Linked DNA regions of Homo sapiens: region 2 is linked to region 1. Evidence: read pairs that join two places in POLR2A ChIA-PET (ENCODE). Cell type or tissue: OCI-LY7. All regions are shown on one strand. Each heading gives the region's core, and the rest is flanking DNA. Links, peaks and the distances in the headings are about the cores only. Region 1 overlaps SUGCT (succinyl-CoA:glutarate-CoA transferase). Region 2 holds the start of LOC107986789 (a long non-coding RNA gene).

Region 1 (8,777 bases), core at 394-8,393:
TGTGATACTCTTCTTACTATTCACCCCAACCCCAGCCTGAATTCAGCAGGGCTGGCTATAGGCCTGTAGTGTGATGAAGGCTACCAGGCATATTAAGGAGGAAGAGAGTACAGGCTCACACACTGGCAGGACAGCCTAGAGGGGGCTCCAGGGACTCCCAGAGGAGGAGTCTTCTGGCAGGACAATAGCCTATGTTTAGAACACTTATATAGTAGTAACTCCAGTTTCAGGGCAACAGCACATGTTGGGGGGTCTTGGGTGTTGTGGTACAGTAACTTAAGTGTGCAGGGGAATGAAAGAAAGTGAGCAGTATGGAGCCTGTCTCCATTCACAAGGGGCCGTGCATGCAAATGTGTGGCTGTCCCTGTGTGCGTCCGGGTATCTCTGGAGAGCACTCATGAGATAGGTGGTGACACAGAGTCCTGAAAAGTAACCCAGAGCAGGCATCCAACAGTTCTGGTTCTTGCTCCGCTTCCTTATTTGGGGGATTCTAGGCAACATGAAACCTCTCAGGGCCTTATTTTCCTTTAATGTTAAGTGGGAAAAATAATTATCCTCCATCCTACAGGGTCATTGTGAGTATCATCTAATATCATATTGTTGTGAAAACACTGTGTCCCATTTAATGTTGTGGTAGTATTAATATTATACCAAGAATTACGTAATAGGACACATGTTCTCCCAAACTTTATATTTTTTAGTGTTCTGCACCAAACAGTTAAGAGAAGGATAGCTATAATGGTTCATACATCCACTCTGGGTTTTCTGTTTGGTTGGTTTTTTGTTTTCCAGGGTTTTTTTTGTTTTTTTTTTTTCCCGGATGTGAGCACTCCTAGCCACAAAGAATTAGCTAGAGAGGAAGATTTCAGGCCAGATATACCTATTGCTTCAGGCCTTCTTTGTTTCTTCCACTCCTACTTTTTTTTTTTTTTTGAGACAGAGTCTCACTCTGTCACCCAGGCTGGAGTGCAGTGGCCCAATCTTGGCTCACTGCAAGCTCCGCCTCCCAGGTTCACGCCATTCTCTTGCCTCACCCTCCCAAGTAGCTGGGACTACAGGCACCCGCTACTATGCCCGGCTAATTTTTTGTGTTTTTAGTAGAGACGGGGTGTCACCATGTTAACCAGGATGGTCTCGATCTCCTGACCTTGTGACCAGCCTGCCTCAGCCTCCCAAAGTGCTGGGATTACAGGCGTGAGTCACTGTGCCGGGCCTCTTCCACTCCTACTTCTATTCTGCATGCTGCCATCCCCTCGGTCCATAGACCTCTGCTCGGGCCATCATCCCTTGACAGGTCTGCATATTTTACCTCTAGATTTTTTTTTTCAGCAGTCCATTTTTTCTTGGTTGTCCCACTGGAAAGGAATCTGATCAGTACTGTTTTTAAACATTGCAATAATAGTCAGATAGATCCCATTGTAGTTGAAGATTACTGGAAGAAAAAAAGAATCCAAACTCCACATGTAGGAATGTTGATCTGAGATGGGTTGTTTTCCAAGACCCATCTTAACAAGAAACATTAACAACCCAAGGAAGTTTCCCTGCTTGGAAAGTTTTTTCCCTTTTTTTCTACCTGCTGAATTATTTCTCCCATTTGTGATGTAAAGTTCCTTACGTGGAAAGTAAACATTGACTTAACTGACTCCTGTTAAATGACTCTTTTCTGTAGGAGAAGCCAGCCTATTTAGTGCCTTGCCATTTCAACATGTGTTCATACACTTATTAGTTAATTTGCCAGATTCCCTGTTTTAAAGTCCCAGGCTGCATTGTATCTTTTGAAAATTGAAGTCATGTACACAAACCACTTTCAAGTTAGGAGAGACATTAAAAATAATTAGGTCCTGCAATATTTCTCTAGAACCATTCCTTTCAGGATCTTGGCACGTGCTACATCATTAATGCATAGCCACCTGCTTTGGGATCAGGTGCTGCAAATTTTCCTCTATTTGTTTCTGGACTGAATGAGTCAGTGAGAGACTTGGTTCTAAAACATCCCAGCTGGACAGTGGTGAAGGCAGCATTTAGAACAGAGAGTTCTCCTCTCCCACAGCAAGTTCAAAGAGTTTTGTACAAGAAGTGCATTTGGTGACGGACTGTGGTAAATACCAAACTCATTAGGATTCAATTAAGTAGGACCCTACCCTTTATTATTGTTTGAAAATCAATAGAACCATTAGAAATTGTTTTCAGCATTGTTTTAACGTGAAATGCTAGAGTTGCCCACTGTGGGGTGCCAATACTTCAAGTGCATCATCCCTTCTCCAGGGTTGGTGAGTTCTCTTCTGTGCTGTAAAAACCTCCCTAGTCATCTTAAACAAAAAATCTCAGTTCTGCTTTTTTAACTTTCTGGGAAAGGTGAAGCGTATTGCAGGAGATTCAATAAAAGCTGGGTGACTAGGTATGTCTTTGTGGGCAAAATGGAGAAGCATGGACTGGACAGCTAAATAGTTGAACTGACTTGTGAATGGTTGGGTCCAAACTGTGATGATTCTTAGGCTGGGGGGTGGGTGGGGAGTAGAGTTTCCCAAAGACATACGCTTGGACCCCATTATTAACACTTTTAATAGTTACATGGAGAAAGATGTTGGAGGCCACGCTTTTGCATCTGATATAAAATCAGGGTTAATGATTTTTCCACCAGAAGTATTCAAAAGTAGACTGGTTATAAATAGGACACACAACGTTTCAATTAGATGGAGCAATGGGCCACATTAACCAGATTGCAGGGTTTTATTTAACTAAAAACTAATTGCAAATAAATTTATTGGTGGGGTTACTAAAAGTCAACTTGTGATTTTAGTCTGTAAAAGTAGATGCATAATATCTAGACTAAGGAAAAAGATAAACCTCCTATATTCTGCGCACCTGGAACATGGCACTTAATTTTGGCACAAGTTATTTGACTAGAGATATAGATAAATTGGAACCCAGACTGGAATTCAGCAGTAAGCAGCCAGAATGATGAAAGACTTATAGCTATAGAACAGTTTCAAATAAAAGAAATGTTTCTTTTAACCGGCAAAAGAATGAAGAAAATAAAAATTATTTGCCATGGCTGTTTAGACATCAGTAACAAGAAAGATTCAAGCCTGTAACAAGTGTTTTGACAGGATAGTATTCGGGGTCTTCTCCACCCTGCTCTTCTAGGAGGCTATGGATATGAATCCATCGATGTGTCATTTGTAAAATGGTGTCCTTTTTAAATTAAAAAAAAAAATTGGGACTTTTTAGTGTTTTCATTCATTATATAGATTGGAGCTGTCCAATGCTTTATTGAGATGATAGAAATGTCTTTCTTTACTGTCCAATATGATAGCCGCTAGCCACATGTGGCTGTCAAGCCTTGGAAATGTGCTAGTCCAACTGAGGAACTGAATTTTAGTTTTATTTAAGTTTAATTCAAACACCCACATGAGGCTGGTGGCTCTGGACCAGGACAATGCAGTTCAAGACACTGCCTTCCTCTTCCATTTCACCTTACTGACAGCTTGGAATTTGGTCTTTTGTCTCTTTGAGATTCACCTGAAAACATAAAAGCATAAGAACAACAGAATTAAAATCTAATTTCCAAAGAACTAGATGTGGACTGTTTTTTGTTTGTTTTAGATTCCTTCCAGGTATATCCTAAATTTTATGCCCAAATTCTTCAAATTTCTTCTTACCTATGATGGCTCCTACAAGCACTTTCCCCTATTTCTTACATGTTGAAATATTGACTACAGAAATTAAGTTCTGCTAGTGCTCTCCTTCTGGCAATACCTACATTCCATTCTATGCCAATCTCCAGAAACTGTTTTCTGTAAAGGATCTACATAAAACCTGATTTGTATGACACAGCAGGCAATCTCCCAAGGCTTACAAACAATTTGGAAGAACGTATTTGATGGCTTTATTGTATATTCTTACTTTGTTTCAAAGCTTTTAAAAACATAAACATATTTATGGATTTGAAGTAAAGTTTAGTTTTAGTTTAATGTTAAGCTTCATGAACCCATTATTAAGTCCTCTGGTTCAGGTAAATCACTTAACTTTTCTATCCCCCAATTGCCAGATCCATCCAATTGGTTAGGAAAATATTTAGTACTTTCCATTTGGAGGAAATCATTAGTATCTTCCATTTTCTTTTTTTTCTTTTTTTTTTTTTTTTTGGTGAGACAGGGTCTCACTCTGTCACCCAGGCTGGAATGCAGTGGAGTGATCATGGCTCACTGCAGCCTTGATTTCCCAAGCTCAAGCAATCCTCCCATCTCAGCAGCTGGAGTAGCTGGGACTACAGGTTTATGTCACTATGCCTACTAATTTTTTAATTTTTTTTTTTTAGTAGAGATGAAGTCTCACTGTGTTGTCCAGTCTGGTCTCAAACTCCTGAGCTCAAACAATCCTCTCAACTCAGCCTCCTAAAACTCTGGTATTACAGATGTGAGCCCTGTGCTCAGGCATATTTTTCATTTTCTTGAAATGGGATGTTAGATACAAAATGAAAAGCATTAATCAGATGTAAGGTTTTGCTTTTGTTTTTGTTGTCTTTTCATAGCTTTTAAAACCTTTTTATTTTGACATATTTGTAGATTTACATGGAGTTGTAAGAAATTATCTGTTCACTTGATTTGCTTCAGTGGTAACACCTTGCGTAACTATATCAGACAGGAAACTGTCAGTGATACAGTTGACTGACCATATGCAGATTTTACCAGTTTTATGCGACTCATTGTGTGGTGAGCGTGTGTGTTTAGTACTATGGAATTTTATCATACACGTAGATCCTTGTGAATATACCCGTGATCAATGTATAGAACGATTCCATCACAAGGATCCCTCATTCTGCCCTTTTAGAGGGACCACCACTTCCCTCTCTCCCTCCTTCTATAATTCCTGTCAACCACTAATTGTTCTTCATCTCTATAATTTTCTTATTTCAAGAATGTTGTATAAATTGATTTATACTGCACGTAACTTCTTTATTTTGGCTTTTTTCACTTAGCATAATTTCCTTGAGATTCATCCAAGTTGTTGCTTGTGTCAATAGTTCATTCCTTTCATTGCTGGATAGTATTCTTTGATATAGAATACAACACCTTTGTTTAACTGTTCACCTACTGAAAGATATTTGTTTCCAGATTTTGCATTACATATGAACATTCATGAGCAGATTTCTGAGTAAATTCAAGTTTTTATTTCTCGGGGATACATGTTTAGGTGTACAGTTGCTATATCGTATAGTCAATGCCTGTATATTTTTGAAAGGAATTGTCGTACTCTTTTCCAGAGTGACTAGAAAAATTTTATATCCCCAACAGCAATGTATGAGTGATCCAATTTCTCTGCATCATCATCAGCATATGGTGCTATCAATATTCCTTATTTTAGTCATTCTGTAGATGTGTTTCAACAGCTAATTGTGATTTTTATTATAATTCCTGAATGGCTAATATTGAACGTCTTTATATATGCTTTTAGCCACCTCCATATTATCTCAGTGAAATGTCTGTTCATGTTTTTTGCTCATTTTCTAACTGGCTTTTAAAAATTTTTACTCGAGTTTTGAGAAATATATAAATTCTAGGTACTAGTTCTTTGTTAGCTATGTGGTCTGCAAATATTTTCTTCAAATTTGTAGCTTGTCTCTTCATCTCCTTAACATGATCTTTCACAGAACAAATAGTTTCCATTCTGATGAGGTCCAATTTATCAATTTTCATTTTAGATTTTGCTTTTGGTATCAAGTCTAAGAATTCTTCACCTAGTCTTAGATAAAGATTTTTCTCCTATGTTTTTATTCTAAGCATTTTACACTTTTAATTCTGTGACCATTTTGAGTTATTTTATTATTATTATTATTTTTGAGACAGAGTTTTGCTCTTTCACCCAGGCTGGAGTGCAATGGCACAATCTCAGCTTACTGCAACCTCTGCCTCCTGGTTGAGCGATTGAACCCAGGTTGCCTCCTGGGTTCAAGCGATTCTCATGCCTCCTCCTCCCGAGTAGCTGAAATTACAGGCACCCACCACCATGCCTGGCTAATTTTTGTATTTTTAGTAAAGGTGGGGTTTCACCATGTTGGCCAGGCTGGTCCCGACCTCCTGACCTCAGGAGATCCACCCGCCTTGGCCTCCCAAAGTGCTGGGATTACAAGCGTGAGCCACCAGGCCTGGCCTATTTTGAGTTAATTTTTTATGGGATATGAAAATTAGGATGAGGTCTGTTGCCTATGGATGGTCAGTCGCTCTAGCACCATTTGCTGAAAAAACTATCTTTCCTCTATTTAATCGCCTTTGCACCTCTGCTAAACATCAACTGGATATGTTTTGTGAGTCTATTTCTGGACTCTCTATTTCTGTTCCATTGACTGAGATTTCTATCGCTCCACTGGTACTACATGGTCTTGATGATTGTAACTGTATAATAATAGTTAAAATAGAATAGAATGAATCTTCCTACTTTACCCCTTTTTTCAAAATTATTTTAGCTATTACAAATCCTATGTCTTTTCAGATAAAATTTAGAATAGGCTTATCTGTGTTTACAGGAGAAAACAACAGTTCTTTCAGGGATTTTGATAGGCATTACATCCAACATGTGTATCAATTTGAGGAGAATTGACATCTTTAATATGTTGTATTTTCAAATTTATGAACACAGTATGTCTCTCCATTTACTTAGGTCTTCTATGATTTCTTTTATCAGCATTTTGTAATGTTCAGCATACTTAAAAGCTTTGTTAATTTTATACCTATTTCATTTTGTTTGGAGTAATTGGAAGGAGTGTTGTGTTTTTAATTTCAGTTTCCACATTTTCCTTATTACTACATAGAAATGTGATTGCTTTTTGCGTCTTTTATCTTGTATCCTAAGGCCTTCATTACATCTAGCGTTTTGTTTGTTTGCTTTATAGATTACTGAAGATTTCCTACATAGACAACCATGCTATCTGCAAATAAGGACAATTTTATTTCTTCCTTTCCAAACTATATGCCCTTTATTTCTTTTTATTGCCTTATTACTGGGCTAGAACTTACAGTACTTTGTTGAATAAGAGCGATGAAAGGGGACATCCTTGCCTTGTTTCTAATCTTAAAGTATATAGTCTTTTATCATTAAGTATGAAGGTAGCTATTGGGTTTTGTAAATGCTTTTTAGTTTTTTATGAAGTTGAAGAAGTGCCCTCTATTCTTCCTTTGGTGAGAGTTTTTTTTTTTTTTTTCACATGTAGGTGTTGTATTACATCTAATACCTTTTCTGCATCAATTGATATGATCACATGATTTTTCTCCTTTAGCCTGTTCATATGGTGAATTGCATTGATTGATTTTCAAATATTAAACCAACTTGGCATTACTGGAATAAATTCTACTTGTTCATGGTGAATACTTCTTTTTTATACATTACTGGATTTTATTTGCCATATTGAGATTTTTAGACATAAGATTATGAGATATGTTGACCCCTAGTTTTCTTTTGATGTACTGTCTGTCTAGTTTTGAGACCATATTTTTATTTTTTAGAGACAGGATCTTGCTCTGTTGCTCAGGCTGGAGTGTACTGGCACAATCATAGCTCACTGCAGCTTCAAACTCCTGGGTTCAACTAATCTTCCCACCTTAGCCTCCCAAGTAGCTGACACTGTAAGCATGTATCACCCTGCCCAGCTAATTTTTATTGGTTTTGAGATCATAAAATGAGTTGGGAAATATTCCTCCCTCTTCTATATTCTGGAAGTGATTGTGTAAATTCTTTTTTAAATGTTTGGTATAATTCTACAGTGAAACCATAGAAACCTAGAAATTTCTTTTTTAGAAAATTTTAAATTATGAATTCAGTATCATTAATGATTATAGAACTGTTCAACTTACCTATTTTAATATTTTTTGAGTTTTGGTAGTCAGTGGTTACTGAGTAAAAGGTCATTTTCTGAGTTAAATTTTTAAGAGTAAACTTTTAATGACTGCAGGATCTGGAGTGATGTCCCTTGTTTCATTCTTGATATTTGTAATTTATGTTTTCTCTATTTTTATTTTGTTAACCACAATTTTGTTTCCAATGAAACAGAACATTCAATAAACATCCAAGTGACTATTCTACAGTAAGTTTGACTCCCCAGACCAGTGATGTGCCAGTGAATGTGCAGTAATGCCCACCGAGTGTGCTACAGGAAATGCTGGAAGCCTCTTGGGCAAAACCCAGAAGAGGAGAGCATCCCAAATCTGTTTTCAAAAAAAAAAGAGGTTTTCTCATTTTCTGCTTCCTTTATGGGTGAGAGCCAGCTTATCAAAGAAAAAACAGATGACTCAGTGCCTTAGGTATTTATCAAAGTGTGAAACTGAGGTTTTCCACCTCAGTTTTCTAGCATGCCAACTCAAAAATGCATATTGCTGAGCCTGGCCTTACACATACTAAAGCGGAATCTCTGTGAGTAGGGCTCGTTATCTAAATTTGAGCCACTTTGTGAACTCCATGGGAGTCATCCTGCACTCCTCAGAAAGTCTCATTATGTGAATAATAATCCTTTCATACCCTCTTGGTATATGCTTGTAATCCTAAGTCTCAACATCCAAATGAAGTTTTGGGTGGAGGTCAGTCCTGCAGGGTGACCACCACAAAATCATAGAATATGTTCTCAGACAAGAAATCAATAACTGCAAGACAACAGGATAACCTCCAAACACTTGGAAATTAAACAACATACTTCTAAATGATGCGTAGGTTGAGGAAGACTCAAAAAAAAAAAAAGAAAAAACATTCAATCAACTAAATGAAAATGAAAATATAACATGTCAAAA
Region 2 (8,777 bases), core at 325-8,324, 850 kb after region 1:
AGTGATGCCTAATAGCAGGAGTAAGCTGGGGTGGTCAGGTGGTGGACTGGGAACTTGCTGTCTTGGGAAAAGGAAGGCAAGCTTGTCTTGTTTCTTTGAAGCTGCTGACACTTGGCTTGCTGGGGACATTGGTTGGACCAGCTAACATTTGCTGTCCATCCCGCTTTAAGGCAATCAAAAAGCCACCCCATCTGTTAACCTTGGCAGTATTTAGCTTGTAGATCACTCTTAAGTCCCCAGAATGTTTTCATACAGCGGTTAAATTAATGATTCAATCAGCCCAATTAGCTAGATTTTAAATTGTAATACATATCTTATCCAAAGCCCAAAAGGAAAGGACTCTATTTGCCTACTCCGGGTTTTCAATTCGAGGCCATTAGTAACTTCATGGCAGTATGGGCTAGTCCATGATCTGATGGAGACTGGTTTAAATTCACTCTTTTGAGAACATAGAAGTTAGTTGATTTCAGAAGTGCGAACCCCATAATATTTGGTATATTAATAGCTACTAAATGTATGCCACTGAGAGAACCTAAGCATTTCATCTGGTTGGCAATTAGATCACATTTAGGATATGATTACTCAGATGGAAAATTAGCTTTATCTTTAAAAAATATCCTATGTACTGACAACTTAGAGTCTTTGAGGGATAAGTAGATCAGCCATGAAACACAAACATTTGTTGTCACATCAATGGCAAGAAGACTTCCTGGTTTCATTTAGGAGGGTTTGATGGTTGTCTTCAAAGTGGTTGGAAGCTTTAACACAATAAACACTTTGAAGCACAATGCTTTGTCATTCTCCTGCCTTAGGCCTGCCTGTTTCTGGCATAGATTAGCACTGTTTGTCTTTTTTTCCCCTTTCTTTCTTTTTTTCCTTTCTTCCTTTCACAATGGAAGAGTTTCCCTTTAATGATTGCTTTTGTCCCATGTAAGTACCAAACTTTTTAAATGGTTTTTGGCTGTGGAACTCAACCATGTTGATAAAACTTCATTAATGAAAGGCATTTTCTATGGGAACTTTTGTTGCCATATTATAGTATTCGTGTTAGAACATTGGGTCCCCTGTATAACAGTGATGCAGGCACCACCACCACCATGACAGCAGGAATTACAGCAGGACATTAACTCTAGCCCTGGGTGGCTTTTTCATTGCTGTTTTCCGACAATGATGGGACCTTCTCTCAACACTTCCCCTGATGTGTTCCTGAAGAGAAGTTAGCTAAACCAAAAAACATTCTTCATCATTTTTGTTCACTCAGTTGGCCTAATATTTCCCAAAACCATCTCCAGATTTCAACTGACAAGTTTTCTGCAAGAAAGATGCTTCTCTGGTATCTGCTGAGATCATTTGAAATCATGGTAGAACGCCCAGAATTATGGGCTCTTCTTGAAATTGGATATCATCAAACGAGGTAATTGTTCATTTCTAAGCAGCCTGAAACAGCTTTGTGGTTCTTTGCTTGTGGACAAACAGTTTGCCTTTCCTATTTTTCTTACTGTAGGCACTAATTACAGAACAATTAACAAAAGCCTAAAAGGGTGTAATGGAGAATTTCTAATGAATCCTGACTTATCATGGCTGAAAGAAGACTTGAAGTTGGATTAATGTAGAAACACTGGAATTCTACTGAAGGAGCTGGTGCTTGATTTGATAGAAAAAAAGAATTATTACACTGTTCTATTCCCTTTTTCAGTTTGTAAAACTCCTCAGACAATTGTTTTCTAAGAAAGGATTAAACTCCTATATGAAATGGATTTTGATTTTAAATGATGACACATTCTCTTTCTCAGTCCCATATATATGTGTACAGATATCATATATACACACACATAATCATATATATCATGTATACATATGTGTGCATATATATATACATATGTATGCATATTCAAAGTATTTTTCTATACCTGACTTTAACTTTGTTTTCTTTCAGTAATTTTCACCTTGATTATGATAATATCCATATAAATTTCATTACAAGGTTACTCGTTTATAATTCAGTGAAGTTTTTACTTCATCCCTAAAATGTATTCATTATTAAACTTGGCAGGAAATAAAGGCTAATGCAAGTGCTCATGTATGTACCTGCAGGCACACACACACATACATGCACACACAAATGTCCCACTGTCCACAAAGTAAAATAAAGTACTTTGGATTACCCCTAGCAAAATATGAGAATAGCAAGATAAGACAAAGTAATAAATATAAAGCAAAACTAACAATTCCCATTTTCTAATTTGAAAATAGAAACTTTCCTACTAAAGTAAAAAGCGTTTAGGATAAACTTACATGAACTTGGCATTTCACTTCAAGATAAGTGCCAGTGAACTATCTGGTGGGTATGAAGTGTCTCTGCGTTAAAAAGTTAGAAGTGACTTCAACACTCAATCCACTCACCCCCCTTTTTTTTTTACTACATAAGAAAATTAACACAAAAATGCAATTATGGAAGAACAAAAAGAAAATTAACTTTAGATTTGAATATAGACCTGGGTTGGAATTTTAATTCCAATTAATGTTACTCAATCATGCCTCAGATTCATCTGTAAAAGCAGCAATAACACCTATTGTGCAGGGTAGTTAAAACAATGATATGTGAATATCAAATGAGGCCATACATGGGATATTCCTGGTCCAAATGAGCAGTTTTGGAAGTTACTTTCTCCATATAAACTCTGAGATGGGCACAGATAATAGAGAAAAATTATAGAAGAAAAGGTCGACCTATCAATTAATGTTTGACCTTACTTCTGTAATTCCAAATTCCAACTCTGTTGGTCCCGGTAATAAGACTAAGTACATTTTTCCCCATGTATATAGATCTCTAGCTCTAGTTGCTCCATGCATTTCCAGTTTTCTAGCTAGAAAGGAAAGGAGGAAGAAGGAAAGAGGGAGGGAAGGAATGAATATCTCTTCATTTCCTGTGAGTAGTTGCCACTACACTTGAAGAAATGGGAAATCAACAAAAGAATAAAATATAAATATTGCTGATCCAAGCATCTGCAGCCCATTACCAGCCTCTGCCATGGCAAAATCTATTCTTTTTCTACTTGAGCTCTCTCACTCCAGCTTTTGTTATCTCCCACATTCAGTCTGTTTCTCATCCTCTTCTGGATAATTACAGTAAAAACAAAATTATCACCCAGCAAAGGATGTGTCAATATGTGTGCAAAGTTGATCATGGAAAATAAATAAGACATAAAATAAAAATAAAAATAAAAAATACATCCCAAACAGGTCTTTTTATTTAACATAAGGCCAAAGAAGCTATCAGGCGTTGCTGAATACTGTCCACTAACTGTACAAAATATTGACTGCATGCCTCGCAAACACCAAAATATCCGCTGGAATGCCATAGAAATAAATAACTTCTGCTATAAACACATGAAAACATATCAAACTGTTATCTCTTTAAACATATTGTAAATAAAAAAATTACCAGTACTTCTACACAATAAATATTAAGAAACCATTGACATAGTTGAAATGCACTCATATAAATTAACAACTTTAATTACATTAGCCAAACAGACATTGGTTAAAGAACTGCATGTAGTATGCAAAACAAAACAAAACAAAACAAAAAACAAAGTAAAAAACCAACAAAATAGAAACAAACAAACAAACAACATCAACCACAGAACATAAAAAGTTTTAAAATAAAACAGGCTTCAGATTATCTTGGCTTTCATAATTATATTTTTCTTTTAAAGAAAAATATCAACCCATTGTCAATGCACTGTTTTTCAAAGCATTTAAATAGAGGGTAAAACCCTTTGGAAATTAATACAGAAGAAATGATTCACTTTATGCATAAAAAATAAATAATAATATAGCTGAGACATGTGGTTTGCTTCTGCTCTTGAAGATGTGAACAGCTTCTAAGCATTCATTTTCTCTGACCCATACAACAGCTTCTCAGTGATACAGGGTTTAATTTAAACACATACAATGTCCACCCCCAAACCTTCTGCCCACATCTACAAGTTTTATTTATTTTGTGGGTTTTCAGGGTGACTAAGTTTTTCCCTACATTGAAAAGAGAAGTTGCCAAAAGGTGCACAGGAAATCATTTTTTTAAGTGAATATGATAATATGGGTCCGTGCTTAATACAACTGAGACATATTTGTTCTCTGTTTTTTTAGAGTCACCTCTTAAAGTCCAATCCCACAATGGTGAAAAAAAAATAGAAAGTATTTGTTCTACCTTTAAGGAGACTGCAGGGATTCTCCTTGAAAACGGAGTATGGAATCAATCTTAAATAAATATGAAATTGGTTGGTCTTCTGGGATAAGAAATTCCCAACTCAGTGTGCTGAAATTCACCTGACTTTTTTGGAAAAAATAGTCGAAAATGTCAATTTGGTCCATAAAATACATGTTACTATTAAAAGATATTTAAAGACAAATTCTTTTCAGAGCTTCTAAGATTGGTGTGGGCAGATTTTTAAGAGCCTAGAGTTTAGTCTTAGAGAAAGAGTGAGGAGATAGTAAGGTTAGATAGAGCCACTGAGTTTCAAGAAAAAAACATACTACTAAGAATCCCATATGTTATAATTTAAAGCCTTTACTTTTGGCCTCATGCTGCTAGGTGAAAGAGTGGTTGTTCACAGGACTTGTATTTTCCAAGATGATTAAAGATGGTAAAATACTATCTTTCAATGTTATCAAAAAATGGTAGCAACTTATACTTCTATTTCAAAGCCATATAAATTTAACAAAATTAAAGTTTGTGGGTGTTTGATAACCCAATCACTCAATATCCAATTAAAATATGGAATAAGTTTCAAATAAAATATGGAATTACATTTCTCTGCTTCTGATAACTGTGGTCACTAATCAACCCCCATGTTATCCCCGATATGTCTAGGACTTAGCTTAAAAAGATAGCAGATGTATTTGAGATGAGTGGGAACTATACATGGGTATCAGCTTTCTTGGTAAATTTCTGCTTTTTCCATGGCCTTGACCATCTTTGCTACTGCGCAGTGAACCAGGACTTAATTTCTCACACTGTTTCTGCAGGTTCCGGTACCAAAGAAGATGCAGTTCAAAATACTGCCAGTTTTCCAAGAAATTTTGTAAAGTTGAACATGGCCATCTACTCTTGCCTTAAAACTTTTCTCACCACACCCACCTTCCCACATGCATGATATCCAAGGTCGACAGACCTGGATTAGAATCCACTCTCAAGCTTCTCATGCAGTGCGTATTGTATTTTCTGCATAAGAAAGGGCTGCCTCTAGAACACAGTAAGTGTATTTGCCCAGTAGTGACATTGCCTACATATAGCCAAGTGTTATAGTATACCAACTTAGTATATTTTTCAAGGAGAGCTAAACCACCTTTTGTAATGTTTGGTTTCTCACTGTTATCTTCCTTTCCTATAATTAATTTATTTTAATCTACAAATTGACATAGGGCTAAAAGCTTCAATATTTTACAAAATATTAATTAATGTAATTGTTCCCAATTATTAGAAACTTTTTTCCATTTTTCAAAATGTTTGCCAACTTCACACAAGTGTGTAAAAATAGGGCTCTGGATTTTCAAAAGCACATACATGAATAATTTATTAGCTATTCCAGGCAAGCTAAGTACTAGAATAAACTAGATAAAAACTTGGCTTTAAGCATGTACTTTGATATTTATAAAACAAAGGTGTTTTTTTTTCATTTCTGCATCTGAATCAATACAAATTTACACATGAAGAATTTTGGCTGTAAATTAAAATTTTAGAGATTTTTACTACTGCCCTCACCTCTGCCTCCTCTTAACTGTTCTCTTCCTTACTCTCCCTCTCTTAACACTTTCTCTCAAATTAATTATCTTTTAGTTAGTGATGACATTATTTTTCCCAGCTGGTACAGGTAATATTTCTCACAACCAAGCCTTAATCATTTTTAAAAAATACACTCAACTCTAATTCTGGCCTAAATATTATTTTTCTGAAAAAGCTTCTGATTTAAGATTGATTCCAATAGACACTAAGTTGGAAAAACATCAGCCCAGAGTTTTGATTATCATCCTGTTTTCCCCACAGGGGATAACTTGTAGAAGTGGGAGGGGGCACAAAAAAGAGGAGGAAATTTGATCCCTGTACAATGAAAGAGGGCCTTGCTGAATATTCACTGGAATTTCCAGGCTTTTTCCCATCCGAATTTTTGAAATGCGCCCACCTAGTTCAGAGTAAAAGCAAAAACTATAGCCTATCCTTCTTAAAAATACTGTGTTTTGCACACAAACATTCATTGCTTTAAGAACATTAAAAAATGACAGCCTGAAGTGCTTAAAATGTGTATGGACATGGTACAATACATGTATATATACATACAGATATGCATATGCACAAGCAATGTATATATACACATACAAGCATGTAGTTCCATGAATTTGATTGAACTTGATATCCAACAGTGTACAACTACTGTACATCCAGTATGAAATGTCCTGTTTCATGGATGTAAAAGGAGTCAAAAACCAAACTTCTCAGGTCTTTTAAGCCTGAACACAATCCACACTACTCAACCTTGAATCCCAACCCCTGACTCATTGATGGTGAATGATACCAACCACAGACAGACTGTTTAAAGGCTCACACAAATGTCTTTGGTGTATGTGTCTATTTTTTAAGGTACAAAATAATAATAATAATTATAATTATAATAATAAAAATAGCTATTTTGTGTGCTGTAGCAGTTCTTTTATAGCTCACATTAAGTGCAGCTCTTAAACCCCACCCCCACCCCCAACCAAAGAAAATACTTGTTAAATAAGGATTAGACAGGTCAAACACCATTGTAGTGCAAATAGTAAACGATTAAAAAAAAAACAACAACAACATTTACAAAATATAGAAATGTTTGGATCCAACAGATGGACAAACATATTCCTTTCAAGTATCTCTCCTTGAAGAAAATAAAAATTAATCAGATTACTTCCAATACAAAAAAGTCTCTCTTTTTGTTCTCTCTCAGGTAAACAGTTTCAAACCTATTAGGTTGCATAGTTCTAAGATCATAAGCACCTTAACGAAATGTAACTTGGTATTCTTTTTTCCTTGATCTTTCATTCTTTCCATACTTGTTCTCAATTTTTTAATGTTGTTTGTTTTGTTTTGTTGCAAAAGTGGTACAGAAAAAGGAAGTGTGACCACCTGCACACGATTGTTCTTTTACCAGTATGTGTATATATGTAATGTGTGGAAATGCCTGTGTGTGTGTGTGTGTGTGTGTGTGTGTGTGTGTATGCTGATATACACAGAGATAAGTGTCACACAGACATACCTTATGACCTGGGTAATTGGGTAGGAAAGTGCCTGTGATGGGCCCTTTCAAACTCATGGCTTTCTAGATGCTATTTGGGTTGTTCTAGTCCACACTACTGCAGACTAGATTGGTTGATTCAAGGCTCACAAGGGAACCTCAAGGGGGGAAAGGACAATACCCCGTTTAAACAACTGATGTCATCAGTGTGATTTCAGAAGAAATAAAGGGTACACCATTCTCCCTTTCCCTCCCAATTCCTGTCTCTTTCACTGCTTCATCTCTGAGCCCTGGCTAAGGATTTTTTCCACATCTTCCTTCATCTGTTTCATCAGGTTTTGTTTTTAATTTACTTTTGTTTTTTTTTGTTTTTTTTTTTGTTTTGTTTTTAATTTCTATTTTTCTGGTTAACTCAGAAACCTTAAAAATTTCTTCATTTTGCCACTGTCTTCTCTGGACAACTCTTGCTCCCTTTCCCCCTGGGCTGGGCAACTCTATGAGCACCCACACTCCTCCACGATCATGTTCTGAATGTCCTTTTTGATGATGTTTTGACCATCATCATAGTACAACATGGACATGGGTCTCAGCTTGGTGGGCACACAGCACGATTTGAGGTTGGCAAAGGGGCTATGGCCCCGCATGCGGTAGTGGTTGATGACTGTTGAGTGGAAGGACAGTGAGGACCCGGACGTGCCTGCTATATGGCTCGGGCACTCACCCTCGCAGTAGTTGGCATGATAGCCAGAGGGAGCAATGATCCAGTCATTCCAGCCGATGTCCTTGAAACTGACAAAGAACTGTTTCTTACAGCAGATGTTGACCTTGCCATCACACTCCAAGCCCCGCCGACGCCGGCGATGAGGGTGGTCTTCAGACTGCCGGGCCTGCAGCATGAGGAAAGGTCTGTGCGACTGCTCCTTTTCCTCATCTGCTCCTGCCCCACCTTCACCTCCGCCCTTCTTTTTCCCTTCCCCCTCCTCTTCTTTCTTCTTCTTCTTGCCCAGGAGAACCAAGCTGGCGCCACTCTCCTGGCACTGCTCACAGGCAATCCGAACGTCCAGGGAGCTCTTGCCCTGGTCCAGCAACCGCTGGATGCTGCTGGAGACAGGGAAGACATGCCAGGTGCTCTTCCGAGCGTCTACTACTTTTTCAGAGAGCAACAGTTCACTCCTCTCCCCCTTTAAGCCCACTTCCTCGGCCTCTTCCCCTGTGTCCAAGCTGCCCTGCGGGTGCTTCTGCTGCTGGAAGAGGCGGATGGTGACTTTGGTCCTGGTCCTGTTGGCCTTGGGGACTTTTAGGAAGAGCCAGACTTCTGCACGCTCCACCACTGACAGGTCACTGCCTTCCTTGGAAATCTCGAAGTGCAGCGTCTTCCTGGCTGTTCCTGAAGATGAAAGACAGCATAAGAGAAAACAGGCACACCTGTTAATTCCAACATTTACATGCACTCGTAAATTTCAGGCAAGCAGGAGTCTTCTGTGACAGACCCTCTTGAATAGGGGT

The links. ChIA-PET counts read pairs that join two places held together with the same protein. Peaks named below come from ENCODE experiments on the same cell type or tissue, not always from the same donor. Only the 100,000 strongest peaks of a DNase experiment are listed, where the experiment ranks them.
Region 2: POLR2A ChIA-PET joins it to region 1 with 15 read pairs; 2 of 35 experiments call an interaction of 5 or more read pairs at or near these places.

What each region holds. Positions count from the first base shown.
Region 1 is chr7:40,831,760-40,840,536 of GRCh38, forward strand. All of the region lies in intron 13 of SUGCT (succinyl-CoA:glutarate-CoA transferase), which reads left to right. Among named protein-coding and RNA genes, the nearest start is that of LINC01450, 140 kb to the right of the region's middle. In OCI-LY7, for the core only: CTCF peaks have their summits at 2,225 and 2,427; DNase peaks (open chromatin) are centred at 2,262 and 4,672; H3K4me3 peaks cover 888 bases; H3K27ac peaks cover 1,939 bases.
Region 2 is chr7:41,681,885-41,690,661 of GRCh38, forward strand. It overlaps INHBA (inhibin subunit beta A), which reads right to left. Exons shown (of 3, transcript NM_002192.4): 3 at 3,230-8,658. The coding sequence ends at 7,766. LOC107986789 (a long non-coding RNA gene) reads left to right here and starts at 1,291. Exons shown (of 2, transcript XR_001745187.2): 1 at 1,291-1,414; 2 at 1,505-1,753. In OCI-LY7, for the core only: no CTCF peak of the experiment used is centred there; no DNase peak of the experiment used is centred there.